2 separate regions of the Homo sapiens genome follow, and region 2 is linked to region 1. A link is a loop called in an ENCODE intact Hi-C map of the cell type or tissue named here. Cell type or tissue: Caco-2. All regions are shown on one strand. Links, peaks and the distances in the headings refer to the core of each region. The heading gives the core; the rest is flanking DNA.

Region 1 (8,292 bases), core at 1,672-6,671:
AACAGTATGGTTTTGGCATAAATATAGACACATAGACCAATGGAACAAAATAGTCCAGAAATAATTCCACTTATTTTTAGTCAATTAATTCTTGACAGAGTTGCCAAGGGCACACAAGGGAAATGATAGTCTCTTTAAAAATGGCATAGAGAACACTGGATAACCACATGCAGAAGAATGAAATTGAACCATATTTCACCTTATTGAGAAATTGAACCTTATCTCACACCATGTTAAAAATTCAACCCAAAAAATCGATTAAAGACTTAAACATAAGGCCTGAAATTTTTAAATTACTGGAAGAAAACAGGGGAAAACCTTCTTGACATTGATCTTTGCAATGACTTTTTGGATATGACGCCAAAAACACAGGAAACAAAAGCAAAAATAGACAAATGGGATTGTATGAAAATAAAAACCTTCTGCACAGATAAAGATACAATCAATGGAGTGAAGAGATAGCCTATTTAATGGGAGAAAATATTTGCAAGGCATATATTCAAAAAGAGGTTAATATTTGAAACAAAGAACTCAAACAGCTCAATAGCAAGAAAACAAATAAGCTGATTTCAAAATGGGCAAAGGACCTGAATAGGTATTTCTCAAAAGAAGACACAGAAACAGCCACCAAGTAGGTGAAACAATGTTCAACATCACTAATCATCAGGGAAATAAAAACCAAAACCACAATGAGGTATCACCTCACACTAGTTCAAATAGCTCTTACCAAAAAGAAAAAAGATAGTGAGTGTTGGTGAAGATGTAAGGAAAAGGGAACCCTTTTGCACTGTTAGTGAGAATGTTAATTGATACAGCCATTATAGAAAATACTATGGAGGTTTCTTTAAAAATTAAAAACAGAACTATCATATGATTCAGCAGTTCCACTTCTGAGTATATTTTCCAAAGGGAAAAAAAATCAGTATTTCAAACAGAGATCTGCACTCCCATGTTTATTGCAGCATTGTTCACAATAGCCAAGATATTGAATCAACCTAAGTGCTCATGAACAGACAAATGGATAAGGAAAAAGTAATGTATATTTATAATGGAATATTATTCAGACTTTAAAATTTTTTTTAAAAATTCTGTCATTTGTGACAACATGAATTAACCTAGAGGACATTATCCTGAGTGAAATAAACCAGACCCAGAAAGACAAGTACTGCATGATCTCATTCACATGTGGAATCTAAAAAAGTGGAACCCATAGAGCAGAGAGGGAAATGAAGAGATGTTGGTCAAAGTGTACAAAGATTTATTTATAAAGGATGAATAAGTTCTGGAGACCTAATATACAGCATGGTGACTATAATTAGTAACATCAAATTATAGACTTCAAATTTGCTAAGAGAGTAGATCATAAATGTTCTCACCACACAACAAAAGGTAACTCTGTGAGGTGATGGATATGTCAATTAACTTGATAGTGGTAATCATTTTACAACATGTACATATATCAAAACATCACATTGTACACATTAGATATATACAGTTTTATTTTGTCAATCATAACTCAGTAAAGCTGGGAGGGGAATAAGTAGTTGTGTATATATTAAATATAGCTCCTTGCACTTTGGGAGCTTTGCACACCTGAGGTCAAGAGTTCAAGACCAGCTTGGGCAACATGGTAAAACCACGTACCTACTAAAACTACAAAAATTAGCTGGGCATGGTGGCATGTGCCTGAGGCAGGAGTAATGCTTGAACCCGGGAGGCGGAGGTTGCACTCAGCTGTGATCATGTCACTGCCCTCCAGCCTGGGCGACAGAGTGAGACTCTGTCTCAAAATAAAAAGTAGCTTCCCTTTCACTTTGCCTTCAACCTGCTTCAGATACAGGGTGACAAATGTTCTCATGTGAATTATCAATTTGCCGCGGACCTTGCTGGACTGAACAAAGTAGGACAAACCTGGGAATAAAGACAAAGACAAAAGAGTATATTTGGAAGAAGGGGTCGGGGGCTCCTTGCTTCTAGTGAACAAGGGCCCTGAGCTTCTATAGCCCTTCATATTTATTGAGTAAATGAGATAGGGAGAAGGGGGTGGTTGTGGTCAGCTGCTTGACTGGGTGCAGGCCTGCAGGACTGCATTCTTTGAACAGTAGTCTCCAGGTATTCCAGTAGATAACCTCAAGGAGCATGACACCAGGGAGTAACTGCCCTCAGCAAACCTTCTGGCAGCAGGTGCAGTCGCAAGTTTGCCCACATTCTGCATTCATGATAAAGTTTGCTGTTCGATCATATAGCCTCCAGCAGAATGCTGTGTTGGTCACGACCCACAGACCTTCAGCTTCCTACATCAGTTGATTTGTTTTGTGTAGTTATAAAGCCTTATTGTGTCCAACTGAGTCCTTCACATGCATGCTACTGTTATATTTGCCCAAAATTATACTGTGTGAATGTTACAGTTTGAGTTCTTTGGGAAACATACACTGAGGAAGTTTATTGAAAAGAGCTCTTGGCCTCAACAGCTGAGGAGGAGGAAGGAATTAGAACTGGACAGAGTGGGTAGAAGAACTGCACTGTAGTCACACAGAGGCCCCAGATGATCCTGCTGGGAGTTCCACGGCTGAGATAGGCCTTCAGCTTAACCTCAAGTTGAGGCAAGGAATCCAGTCTTTATATTCTGTCTTGGGCCAGTCATTAGACTCAGGCTAACTGGGAAGCGGGTGAGGTATAACTTTAGGCCAGGCTATTCTCTTCAACTTCCTGGAGAGGGACTCAGTTGAGAGCATTGAACCACCAACCTCTCAGCAACTGAGGGAATGAGTGTTGTGTGCTGGTTTAGGACAAGGGTAATATTCAAATATTTAATATTCAGTAATGACCCATCAAATGAGGTCCCCGATAAATGGCCCCCAGATGTTGGGAACTTTTTGGATACCAGCCCTCACTTAGGGTATTCCCTTTCTTGGAAAGGGGACATAGGCACTGCCCACTGAGCCCTGTGGAATTATTAGTCCATTTTTAAAAAACAGATCTACAAAACTTGACAGAAGTTTGATAAGCTAAATGACCACAAAGAAGATATTTTCAGTTCAATCAAAATAAAAATATAAACAGAGAAAACACTTTGGTTCTGCATGACGTTCTTCTAAAACAATCAACTCTGAATGCCATTCACTTAGAAGAGTAAAGATAAAAAGTCATTATCTAAATGAAATCAGATGTGACATTTTACAATGACACTCTCCATTTTTCATAGGGTATTAGTTACCCTTTCAAAGCAAGAAATCAAACATTTGGTCCATGGGGAAATTTGTTTCCCACCTACCTGGGTTTACAGACTGTGACTTTTTTACCCCAAGTTTCAGGTCTAGCTGAAACAGTGAAGAGGTATTTTGAACTAACTACAGTTTATTTTCTTTGAGTTCTCCAATGGTGAAGGGTTTTGTTCTCTACGCTATTAAGAACCAGGTTAGCTGATAGACACTGCAGCTACGAGGACTAACAGGGCCCCTATTTTAAAGAATATTGCAAAATAAGAGGATGTGGATATTAAGAGCACTGGCTTTTATTATTTGCAATTTAGAAATTATAGCGGGTGCATCTTTTGTTGAGAAATATCTTTACAGTAATATTTATCAAGTAATGAATATTAGAATAAAGATTTTTAAAATACCCTATTTATGTTTTTCAATTTTCAGAACAAATGTATTACTTCCGGTCACACAATCTTGTTTTCACATAATTTAGAAACATAGTCTAGAATATAATTTTCAAATTCTTAATATAAATCCTGGAAGTCCATTCACTTGTGAACTTCCACTAGGAGGAGCTACGGGAACACGGAGCAGATCCTCAAATGCACAGGCATGGGCAAACAGCAGTGATGGGAAAGCTACCCAGTGAGCAAAACTTAACTTGAAGACCAGTGTAATATGAAGGAGAACAGATGCTACATAGATCATCTTATTATTTTTAGTTTTGGTGCCTCCCAAAGAAGATGTGCCTTTGGGCACATCTTGAAGAGAAATATAATGGTGTAGAAGTAACAATAGATTCTACTCTTATCTAAAGAGCAGTTTAAGGGCAAATATCACAGGACAACTGTAAAATGTATCATATAAAGATGACAATCTCTTAACACCCTTCCCTCATTTCCTTCTCCATTATGTTATCTTGGGTGTTCAAATCCCAGAACAATAAAGGGCCATCAAATGCCTCTTTCATTACTTTTGCAATGACTTGATTAATATATGCCATAAATCGTGACTCATAAACTATTAGAAAACCAGAGCAGTCTTAGAAAAAGCCCAGGTTTGCAGCTCTACCATATATATACTCTATGTAATCTTGAACAAGTCACCTGATCTCTCTTCTGTCAGATGAAGATAACAGAGTGGATCATGACAGTTGTGAACACCATGGATAATATTTGAAAAATGCTTGATACATCTTTAGCTCTTAATAAAAGGCAATTATTGAGGAGTTATAGAAGAGTCCCAGAGTATGGCCTAGCCTCAAATATCTTGCTGATCCAATAAATGAATGCTGACCCTGGGAGTTCATGTAGTATAGAGGAAGTGATGAAGTTGCATTTTACAAGAATGCTTTTGGCCAAGGCACTCCAACCAAGCAGAAAACTTTTTGTTAAATATATCTGCTCTCTACCTGTTATATTCCTCCCTCTAAATGTTAGGCAACTTGGTTGCCCCTCCCTAAAGTCTCTGCCCCATCTCTGTATCCAGGGTCAATTTTTTTTCATTGTCAGTGGGAAGTAAAGAAGCTCCGGGTCCACATTGCAGTGAATTTACCTCAAGAACAAATTATTTCTGATGCAGTACTAAACTGGAGCCATAGTTTTAGAGACTGGGATCCTTCCTTTAACCCAAATACTTACCAAATGGCCATTATTCCCCATCTTAATTAACCCTATAGGCCACCCAATTTAAAGTGGCCATCCAGTCAATGTTGCATTATCCTCAGACACCAAACCCCTGACATTGACCCGAGTCCTAGGCAGAGACCCTGGCACATCAGCTATGAATGTGTGCCACTTACATCTCTTATCAGAAAAGAACTTGTTGCTTATCTGTAGAGCATGCAGAGTGCCTCTAACTGCAGTGTCTCCAGGATCTGGCCTCAGCTGGAGAGCTTCAAACCACAAAGTAGGCCTGGCGAAGTCCAGATAATCCAATAGGGATCTTCAGAGCAAAGATTGTTCTTTACAGAAGACTTAGACTGAGAAGAAGTGGTCAGGCCCAATAGCCCCATGGTGCTTAGTTATCAGAACAGCTCCTCAGGCAGAGTCTGGCTTGGCATCTCAATGCCTGCTCTCCAGAGGACCCAACTGACATAGTCACCCACTTACCACTTCTTCCCTCTAGCTGCTAGCCCTAGTTACTGCCTCTCTCTGGGCAGGGGCTGATGCTTATTGGTTCAGGCTAGTGGAAAGCAACCATTCTATAGCATTTTCTGTCTACATATCAGCTACACATAAAGTAGAAGCGCTTTCTCATCCTAAAAGTCTGAACCCCAAAGATGCCTTTCTGAGGTCTCTACACACATTTCTTTTTCCAGAGGAAGACTCTTTAATAATAGCATCAACAATAACAACATTTACCTATATGCAGGACATTATAACTTTCAACACAATTTCATAAGCAATAGAATCATTATACTTTCAATCTAAGCAAATTCAATTATTCACATTGAGAAGAAAAAGTGAGAGAGAGCAACTTAAACAACCTGGTAATTCTGCCTGCCAGATAAACAAAATAAACCTTTCCTATGAGTGACTAATGCAGTCAAGCCTGAAAAAGTAATCACATGTTCCAGAAAACTTCAGAAAAATGCATGAATAATTTTAGGAGTTTTCTGACTAATGACAAAGAAGTGGAAGACTTTGCCTAGTTTTTCAGGTGAGTGGGTGGCATTGAAGTAATAAATTGAAGAATTAATACAAACTCCAGGAGGGATCCAAGATGGCCAGTTAGAAGCAGCTGCAGTCAGCAGCACTCACAGAGAGAAGTGAAAACGGGTGAATTCAGCACCTTCAACTGAAGCATCCAGGTTCTCGCACTGGGACTGACTAGGAAAACAGCTCAACCCATAGAGAACGAAAAAAAGCATACAGGGCCAATGGGTGCCAAGGAGCCAAAGGAATTCCCACCCAACCAAAGGAAGCAGTGAGTGATTATGCAACCCTGCCCAGAAAACCACACTTCTCCCAAGGATCTTTAGAACCCACAAATGAAGAGATTCCCTTGTGAGCCCATACCATCAGGACCTTAGGTCCAATACACAGAGTTGTGTGGAGTCTTGGCAGAGCAGTCACTCAGGCACACACAGAGATCCAAGAGGTTTTTTTGTTTGTTTGTTTGTTTGTTAGTTTTTGTGAGACAGAGTCTATCTCTGTCACCCGGGCTGGAGTGCAATGGCGCCATCTCGGCTCACTGCAAACTCCACCTCCTAGGTTCAGGCGATTCTTCTGCCTCAGCCTCCCAAGTAGCTGGGATTACAGGCGCCCACCACCACAGCTGGCTAATTTTTTGTATTTTTAGTAGAGATGGGATTTCACCATGTTGGCCAAGATGGTCTCGATCTCCTGAATTCATGATCTGCCCGCTTTGGCCTCCCAAAGTGCTAGGATTACAGGTGTGAGCTACCGTGCCTGGCCAACCCAAAAGTTTTATATACTCCAGCCCCAGGATCCCTGGCAAGGTGGGAAATATGTCTGTACATATCCCTAGAAAGGGAGCTGAATCCAGGGAGATAGGCAGTGAGGTTCTGTGGGCCCCACTTCTACACACTTCACAAGACCCATTGGCTTGAAATCCCAGCCAGCCAACAGCAGTGGATTGGAGTCTGCCTGAGACTGTCTGCGTTTGGCAAGGTAGGGGGATGGCCACCATCTCTGTGGTTGGTAGACTCAGTTGTTCCAGCCTGCCAGCTGTGGAGAATACAGAAGATCCAGACAAGGAAGGGTCCCCCACAATTTCCAAATAGTGGCCAGACTAGTTCTTTAAGTAGGACCCTGATCCATTCCTTCTCACTGGGAGGCACCTCCCTGCAGGGGCTTTGGCCACTCCAGCCAAGGTTCTATGGACAGCTTTGATCTCTCCTGTGTCAGAGCTCCCAAGGGGAGGGCCAACTGCCAGCTCTGCAGTTCAGTCTATTCAGCTGTTCCAAACTGCTGGCTTTGGAGAATACAGGCGGATGGATAAGGAAGAGTCCCCCCCAAATACAGCACACCTGCTCCACCAAAAAGCAGCTAGACTGCTTCTTTGGGTGCATCCCTGATCCCATTCCTCAAGACAGGGTGAGACCTTCCATGGGGGTCTCTAGCCACCTCCTACAGGTGTGTGCAGGCTCACAACAGGTCAGTACCCCCTGGGATGGAGCTTCCAGAGGAAGGAGGTGGCTGCCATTTTTTCTGGCTGCCATAGGACTGCAGAAGCCCTATGGTAGAGCGGCCTGAAAAGAAAAACAAAAAGAAAACAACAACAACATCAACAAAAAAGACCCCAAAAAGCCTCATTCAAATGTCAGCATCCTCAAAGATTAAAGGTAGATAAGCCCACAAAGATGAGAAAGAATTAATGCAAAAATGCTGAAAACTCAAAAAGCCAGAGTCCCTCTTCTCCTCCAAATGACTGCAACATCTCTCAGCAAGGGCACAGAACTGGGCTGAGACTGAGATGACTGACTTGACAGAAGTAGGCTTCAGAAGGTGGGTAATAACAAACTTTGCTGAGCTAAAGGAGCATGTTGTAGCCCAATACAAAGAAGCTAAAAATCATGATGAAACAATACAGGAGCTGATAGCCAGAATAGCCAGTTTAGAGAGGAACATAATCAACCTGATAGACAGGAGAAACACAACATGAGAAGTTCACAATGCAATCACAAGCATCATTAGCAGAATAGACCAAGTGGCGGAAAGGATCTCAGAGCTTGAAGACTGTCTTTCTGAAATAAGACAGGCAGACAACAATAGAGAAAAAAGAATGAAACAAACCTTCAAGAAATATGGGATTATGTAAAGAGACCGAACCTACCGCTGATTAGGGTACATGAAAGAGACAGGGAGAATGGAACCAAGTTGGAAAATGTCAGGCCTCTGAGCCCAAGCTAAGCCATCATATCCCCTGTGACCTGCACATACACATCCAGATGGCTGGTTCCTGCCTTAACTGATGACATTTCACCACAAAAGAAATGAAAATGGCCTGTTCCTGCCTTAACTGATGACATTATCTTGTGAAATTCCTTCTCCTGGCTCATCCTGGCTCAAAAGCTCCCCTACTGAGCACCTTGTGACCCCCACTCCTGCCCGCCAGAGAACAA
Region 2 (8,292 bases), core at 2,014-7,013, 73 kb after region 1:
ATCCATAGCTCTAAGAAAAACAAAACAAGAATGACATGTTAGGAAATTTAACCAATATTGAGGAGTTGAATCCTTCAACCTCCTGTGCAACCTCTAGGTCATTACACCTGTTACTGCTTTTGTTTTGTTAGCTAAAAACATAGGCGGTATGCTCAGCTTTAGCACTGGCCTCACTGGAGCCAGGACGTATCCTAATGTGGAAGGCAGGGACCTGCTCTGCTATTGACATCCCCATCTTCAATGCCTTAACATATGTTTTATATTTAAAAGGGACTTAATAAATATTATTTATTTTCACTTATAAAATACAATTTATGATGTATTAAATATGTATTTTGAAATTCATAAGCATTTTATTTACTTTTATAAATATTGCATATATGTTTACTTCAATAAATATTTAAAGTTACCAAGTAAAATGTACTCAGTAAAATCCCCCCCTTTCAAAGTTATTCTCCAGACTATAAAAAGGTGTAACTTGACGATGATGCAGCTCTGAATAAAGCCCTCCTTTTGCTCACTACTACCCTAGGTTATGACTTTTTAGCCTGGTTTATAAAACCTGACATCATCTGCCTCTTCTTAGCTCTCCTGCTTCATACCTTGCCATTGCAATCATCACACGCTCTGCTCAAGCCACAGGCTCTTCGAGTTGTATCTTTTATTTCTAGGCCCTCTTTTTAAATACTTTCAGAAACTGTTCACATTGAAATCTCCAACCAAATGAATATCTAGCCTAAAACTTTCTTCTGTTCTCTCACATTAATATATTTAAGGAGAGATGGTAAGAGATTAAGTTTTAGAATATTCATTGGAAGGTGAGCTGTTGGAGGACAAGGAGGCAATAGACCACGATTTTTAAGATAACCTCTGGATGCTCAGGTCTGAATTCCTACCAGGACATCTGCTGCTTAGAGAAAACCACTGGGGTATTCTTACGTTTCTTATTTAGAAACAAACTTAAAGCAGATTTATATTTACTTCCACCACATGCATATAAGGAAAGGATGAGATTTTCTGGAGGTAGAAAGCTCTGAGAAGCTTAAATTCTGTGCCTTGGGGAGTAGGAGTTTGAGGAGCAGACTCTTTGAGGAGAACAGGACAGTCTGCAGCAGTGATTGAGCAGCAGCAAGAGCAGTGAGGCCTGGCCAACAACTCAGGAGAAGCCTCCTAACATTGCCCTGTCCCAATGCCAGCCACCCACAACCTCCCTTGGCTTGGCTACTTGCCACCACTTTTTCACATTTCAGCTTGTACATCAGCGCCCTGGCACCCATCCTGGTAGCAACCATCCTGGTATTGAATTCACACCATCTTCTGGGATCCTTCCTGGGGTATCAAATCTTGTATTACAGAAGAATGCCCACAAATCAATACATTCTGCATTCATCAATTTTATGTTAGCCTTCTTGACTGACCAAGCACCCTTAGAATCCTTTCCCATTTATAGGATCTTGTCTTTTGCTGATACGTGGTGACTCAGTCTTGCAACGCCTTTGAGGTATATTCCCTTTCCTCCGTTATTAGGCCCAGAGCTTCCCAGCTGGATTCTGCTGAGACTTGACTCTAGGTCTGTCTAGGCCTCAAGGCCAGGAGGAGACATAGGGGAAGATCCTGGGTGGGTCGAGGAGTGGGGGTGGGGAACACACTGACTTTGAGGAGAGGGGCCTTTGCATTGTCTCCAGGCATGTAGAGGGGTTAATTCAGGGGAATCTGGGTGCTCAAGATTTGGAGATGGAGGGAATCCCCTGATATGTCACCAGTCTATATGTCAGGGTTCCATTCTATCTCAACCAGGGGGCTCTTACCTTTGTATAGCCCACCTGCCTAGGTTAGTAGTTTAAACCTTTCTGGAGCTGAGTTGCTCTGACAATTAAGTCCTGGGCGGGTCCACAGCTTTATCTGATCTCCCTCTTCAAAAGATGAGAGCCTCTTTGTAAGATACACAGGCCCTCTGGCTTTCACATTTGATTTTCAATTGCCTATTAAATGCTTTCAGCTTCTCATAATTTTTAGAGCATCCATCAAATTCACCTACAGCCATCAAATTCCATTGTTCTTAAAGTTTACATTTCCTCTGTACTTTCAAATAGTTGATGCATTGCACCAGTGACCATATTCCTTTTTACCAGTGTATCATCCCAATTCACCTACAGTGTTAGTTTTTAACAGTTGCAGCATATGCTGGTACCAGGAGCTATTCGCACTCTACCTACCAGAGATGGAGCCTTTGTTGTCAGCTCAGCAGAGAGTGGTCTGACTCCAAAACTCAATCTTATCACTTGCTTTCTCTGCAGACTCTTGGTACCAACCAAGAGTAGGTAGCAGGCTCTAGGAAGCAGACCCAGTGGTAGAGGTTAGTGTTTAGAATGTTTATTAAGGAGTGACTTTGGGATCGATACCTATGCAAGGAAGGGAAGTGGGGAAAGGAATGGAGGGAGATGTTGTCTGTGCAGGCCTGACATCTTGTGCCAACACCACAGGAAGGTCTGGCACTGAATGGCGCCTCATTATTATCTTTCACTGGGCTAAAATGGTTGTACCTTTAGACTCCCACCTTGATCCGTCACTGGAGCTCAGTACTTCCTTATCCAATTATCTTCTCAAATGTCACCCTTCCTCCTGTATAAGATGACTCTTCACTCACTTTTCCTTATCCCTGTTTTCTTCAAAGCACCTACCTGACAGTATATTTCTATGGTTATTAATTAGGCTTCTCTCCAACTAGATTATAAGCTCCAGGGGGGCAGGGATTTGTGCTGTTTACCTATATCCAGAACAGTGTAGAATGGTACCCAGCACATAGCATTACTCTATAAAAATTTATTGAATTAGTGAATGAATGAAAGCCAGTCCACAGAAAAGGTGAAGAATGATGCAGACACCAAAAGAAAAGCACAGATAAGAGACTAGGTGAAGGAGAGATGGAACCTTGACTTTGGATGAGTTTCTTTACAGTTGGTTATAATCCCTCATGAGACTAGCCTGCATTATATGCTCTTGCATATCACATTCCGTGAGATACATACATCTGCAACTTTCCAAAATAGATGCCCGTTTTTATTTAAACTGGTTTCCATTAATTTAAGTGTCTTATAAACAAAGATCCCTGTGAAAAACAACTGGAAAAATAGGTGTAGGGCAGACAGTGACAATGGAGTTCAGACCTGGGTTGGCTGTGGAAGCTTCGGGGCAAGGTTGATATAATCAGAACTAGGCTTTGGGAAGACTTATTTTTTTTTATTATTATTTTTTTTGAGACAGGGTCTCACTCTGTCACCCAAGCTGGAGTATAGTGGTGCGATTTCGGTTCACTGCAGCCACAACCACCCAGGCTCAGGTGATCCCACCACCTCAGCCTCCCAGGTAACTGAGACCACAGGCACGTGCCACCATGCTCAGCTAATTTTTTTTTTTTTTTAAGAGATGGAGTTTTGCCATGTTGCCCAGACTGGTCTGTAACTCCTGAGCATAAGCAATCCACCTGCCTCAGCCTACCAAAGTGTTGGAAATATAGGCATGAGCCATTGTGCCCATCCAGGAAGATTTATTACAGCAGCATTCATCAATCCAACTTTCATTCAACTAACAGTTATTGAGAAACTTTTATGTATTATCCTAAGTGCTGTATATACATGGGTCCTTCCTTGCCTTCAAGGAAATAGGTAATAAAAAATACACTCACCAACAATATGTAATTATAAGCTTTGTTTATTAAAGAAAAAAAGACTTCAATATCAAGCTCAATTTGAAAGCTACTACAATTGTCCAGGCAAGAACTAACCTGAACCATTGTTTCAGGCTCTAGAGAGTGTCAGCAGCAGGTAAACAAGATGGAAATAAAGCAAAATACATTTGGAAGTGAAAAGGGAAGATTTTTGTGACTGATGGAAGTAAGAGGATCAGGATTTTAAACCTCAGAGACCTGAACAATGAAGGTACTTTAGTGCTTATACACATTTGGAAAAAGAGTAATTGACTTAAGAGATAAGAGTCATGTTTGGTCAAGTTATAGATATGTTGAGTTTTAGATACCCACTAGATAACTAGAGGTCCCATGAAGAAGATCTATATAGTAATAATAATATCGTTGATAACATGCTTAGGTGTGGGAGAAGTGATACTTGTCATTTCACATAATTTCACTGTAACTCAGCTTCACTGAACTGTTAACATTAGAGAACTTGAAAGGAGGATTAAAAAATAGTACTTGTGTAACCACTTTGCAAATTGCATACAAGTAAAGCCTTCTAAGAAATGGCACTAAATGATGCAGAAAAGTTAAGGAAAGTGAAGATCTGGCAAAGTCCTCTGGGTATTGCCATGAAGTGGTTGAGGACCAGGTAAAATATCATAAAGAAAGTAAAACTGATCTCTCCTTTCTAGGCTCAAAGGCCAAATCAGATGACAACAATATGACCCATTTACCTTTCTGAAAAATAAAGTTATAAAAATCAAATTGAAAAGAAATGTTTACAATGCTTATTGACAAACATTAATTTTTTTCACTTTGAATTCAAAGTCAAAAACATTATTCACTTTGGTATCCCTAGCACGTAGCACAGTGTCTCACACATGAGACACAGTTAATAAATTTGATTGAGTGAATGCATGAAGGAACGGCAATTCCTACCCTATTCTTTTCTGAATATCTCACTCATTCCTTTAGCCTTTACCTCTGATTGTAGTCACGCTTTCTAGCTCTGCAATTTTAATAACAAATTATAGTAGGTGGCCAGTTATGCTCACGGATGATGCAGGCCATCCAAGAACTATACATGCAATAAATGTTATACAAGGGTCAACTAGGAGTTATCTAAGATAACACATATCCTTTTAAAGTTCCTTTTTTATTTAAAAAAAGGCACAGAATTATCCTTCACTAAATAAAAATAGCATAGGAATCAAGCACATACAACTTTTATTTTTAAAAAGCACATACAATCTTTACTAAGCCGGATTGCTGATGCTGTAGGGTTTGATATATATTTTATTCCTCATAAACTGGAGGATGTTTCCCCCTGCAGGAAAACTCAGGTAACTTCATAACCTTTAACAGCTTCTGGAACACTCATTCTTGCCAGGGGAAGGAAAAAACAGTGGTCCCACCTCTTTTCAGGGCTTCTGAGAGAAGGCACCTTGGAAAAAGTCACCACTGAGGTGCATTCTTTGGCATAATTTCGGCAAATCTAGGTGAAGAGGACATACTCATTGTTTTCTCCTCCCCATAAACCTCAAACAAAAAGAAGCATGATGCATGAAATTTCCTCCTTCTGGTCTGCCCTTAGAATAGCTGTGGGTTCTCTGATTATACAGAGTTGCAGGGCAGGAATATCTAAGGAGGTGGTTAAGAAGGTAGGCTAGCTTGTGACTGTTTCCTAAAATGGGGTGACAACTTGAGGCTCATTTTATATCTGGGATTATTCTCTTATTGTGGAGTGCACATGATTATGTGTTCAATTTTTAACACTTTATTTGTTCATCCACCAGGGTTTTTTTTTCTGGTGGGTCATACATAATATGGTTTGCTGTGTCCCCACCCAAATCTCATCTTGAATTGTACCTCCCATAATTTCCAAGTGTCATGGGAGAAACTTGGTGGGAGGTAATTGAATCATGGGGGCAGGTTTTTCCTATACTGTTCTCATGATAGTGAATAAGTCTCACAAGATCTGATGGTTTTGTAAAGGGGAGATCCCCTGCACATACTCTCTTGCCTGCTGCAATGTAAGACATGTCTTTGCTCTTCCTTCCTCTTCCACCATGATTGTGAGGCCTCCCCAGCCACGTGGAACTGGGAGTCAATTAAACTCCTTTCCTTTATAAATTACCCAGTCTCGGGTATGTTTTTATTAGCAGCATGAGAACAGACTAATACAGTAAATTGGTACTGGGTAGTGGGGTACTGCTGTAAAGATACCCAAAATTGTGGAAGTGACTTTGGAACTGCGTAACAGGCAGAGGTTGAAACAGTTTGGACGGCTCAGAAGAAGAGAGGAAAATGTGGGAAAGTTTGGAACTTCCTAATGACTTGGAGGGCTCAGAAGACAGGAAGATGTGGGAAAGTTTGGAACTTCCTAGAGACTTATTGAATGGCTTTGACCCAAATGCTGATAATGAAATGGACAATAAAGTCTAGGCTGAGGTGGTCTCAGATGGAGATGAGGAACTTGTTGGGAACTGGAGCAAAGGTGACTCTTGCTACGTTTTAGCAAAGAGTCTGGTGGCATTTTGCCCCTATCCTAGAGATTTGGGGAGCTTTGAACTTGAGAGAGATGATTTAGAATATCTAGTGGAAGAAATTTCTAAGCAGCAAAGTGTTCAAGAGGTGACTTGGGTACTGTTAAAAAGCACTGAGTTTTATGTATTCACAAAGATATGGCTTGGAATTAGAACATATGTTTAAAAAGGAAGCAGAGCATAAAAGTTCAGAAAATGTACAGCCTGACTATGCAATAGGAAAGAAAAACCCACTTTCTGAGGAGAAATTCAAGCCAGCTGCAGAAATTTGCAAGAGTAATGAGGAGCCAAATGTTAATTGCCAAGACAATGAGGAAAATGTCTCTAGGGCATGTCAGAGGACTTCACAGCAGCCCCTTCCATCCCAAGTCAGGAGGCCTAGGAGGAAAAACTGGTTTCCTGGGCCAGGCCCAGGGCCTTGCTTCTTTGTGCAGTCTCGGGACTTGGTGTTCTGTGTCCCGTGGCTAAAAGGGGCCAATGTATACCTCAGGTCACTGCTTTACAGGGTGCAAGCCCCAAGACTTGGAAGCTTACACATGGTGTTGGGCCTGTGGGTGCACTGAAGTCAAAAATTGAGGTTTGGGAACCTCCACCTAGACTTCAGAGGATGTATGGCAACGCATGAATGTCCAGGCAGAGGTGGACTGCAGGGGCGGAACCCTCATGGAGAACCTCTGCTACGGCAGTGCATAAGGGAAATGTGGGGTTGCAGCCTCCTCACAGAGTCCGCATGAGGGCACTGCCTAGTGGAACTATGAGAAGAGGGCCACCATCCTCCAGACCCCAGAATGCAAGATCCACCAAAAGCTTGCACTGTGTAACTGGAAAAGCTGCAGACACTCAATGCCAGCCCGTGAAAGCAGCCAGGAAGGGGGCTGTACTGCAAAGCCACAGGGGTGGATCTGTCCAAGACCGTGGGAATCTACCTCTTGCATCAGTGTGACCTGGATGTGAGACATGGAGTTAAAGGAAATAATTTTAGAGCTTTAAGATTTGACTGCCCCCCTGGATTTTGGACTTGCATGGGACCTGTAGCCCCTTTGTTTTGGCCAATTTCTCCCATTGCGAACAGCTCTATTTACCTAATGCCTGTACCCCCATTGCATCTAGGAAGCACCTAACTTGCTTTTGATTTTACAGGCTCATAGATGGAAAGGACTTCCTTGACTCAGATAAGACTTTGGACTATGGACTTTTGAGTTAAGGCTGAAATGAGTTAAGACTTTGGGGAACTGTTGGGATGTCACGATTGGTTTTGAAATGTGAGGACATGAGATTTGGGAGAGACCAGGTGTGGAATTATATGGTTTGACTGTGTCCCCACCCAAATCTTATCTTGAATTGTAGTTCCCATAATTTCCACATGTCATGGGAGGGACCTGGTGGGACATAATGAATCATGGTGGTGGGTCATTATCATGCTGTTCTCATGATAGTGAATAAGTCTCATGAGATCTGATGGCTTTATAAAGGGGAGTTTCCCTGCACACACTCTCTTGCCTGCTATCATGTAAGATGCTTCTCATTTGACTTCCACCATGATTGTGCAGCCTCCCTAGCCATGTGGAACTGTGAGTAAATTAAACCTTTTCCTTTATAAATTATCCAGTCTCAGGTATATCTTTATTAGCAGCGTATAACACATTGCAAGGCAAGAATCTCATGGTATTTTCTAAATTTTTAAGCATTTTTTCTGATCTAATTGACACTTCACCTATATTGACCTACATAGGTTTCAATGTCTCAGCTTAATTCTCTGGAAAGGTGAAAATTTCAGATACTCAGTGACTGATGAACATAACCAGCAACTTAGTAGAGATGGTTTCCACATACCAAATATAGCAAGATATTGACTCCCAACCATGCCAGTCAAGCTTCAGCACAAGAAACAGAAAACATTCTAGATATTTCACACAGAAGGGGACTTAGCACAAGAAATTGGGTGCTGAAAAAATTGCTAGACAGAAACATAAGTAAGGAGCCCACCCATGGACAATTTGGATTTCAAGATCACACCCCCTTGCCCCCAGCTGCAATTTAATCAGGTAGCTG

The links. Hi-C counts contacts between places; a loop is a spot of excess contacts. Peaks named below come from ENCODE experiments on the same cell type or tissue, not always from the same donor. Only the 100,000 strongest peaks of a DNase experiment are listed, where the experiment ranks them.
Region 2: it touches region 1 in a loop (13-fold over the local background); 7 of 110 quality-filtered maps call a loop at or near these places.

What each region holds. Positions count from the first base shown.
Region 1 is chr4:154,924,327-154,932,618 of GRCh38, reverse strand. No RefSeq gene overlaps it. Among named protein-coding and RNA genes, the nearest start is that of RBM46, 150 kb to the right of the region's middle. In Caco-2, for the core only: no CTCF peak of the experiment used is centred there; a DNase peak (open chromatin) is centred at 3,798.
Region 2 is chr4:154,851,287-154,859,578 of GRCh38, reverse strand. No RefSeq gene overlaps it. Among named protein-coding and RNA genes, the nearest start is that of RBM46, 74 kb to the right of the region's middle. In Caco-2, for the core only: no CTCF peak of the experiment used is centred there; no DNase peak of the experiment used is centred there.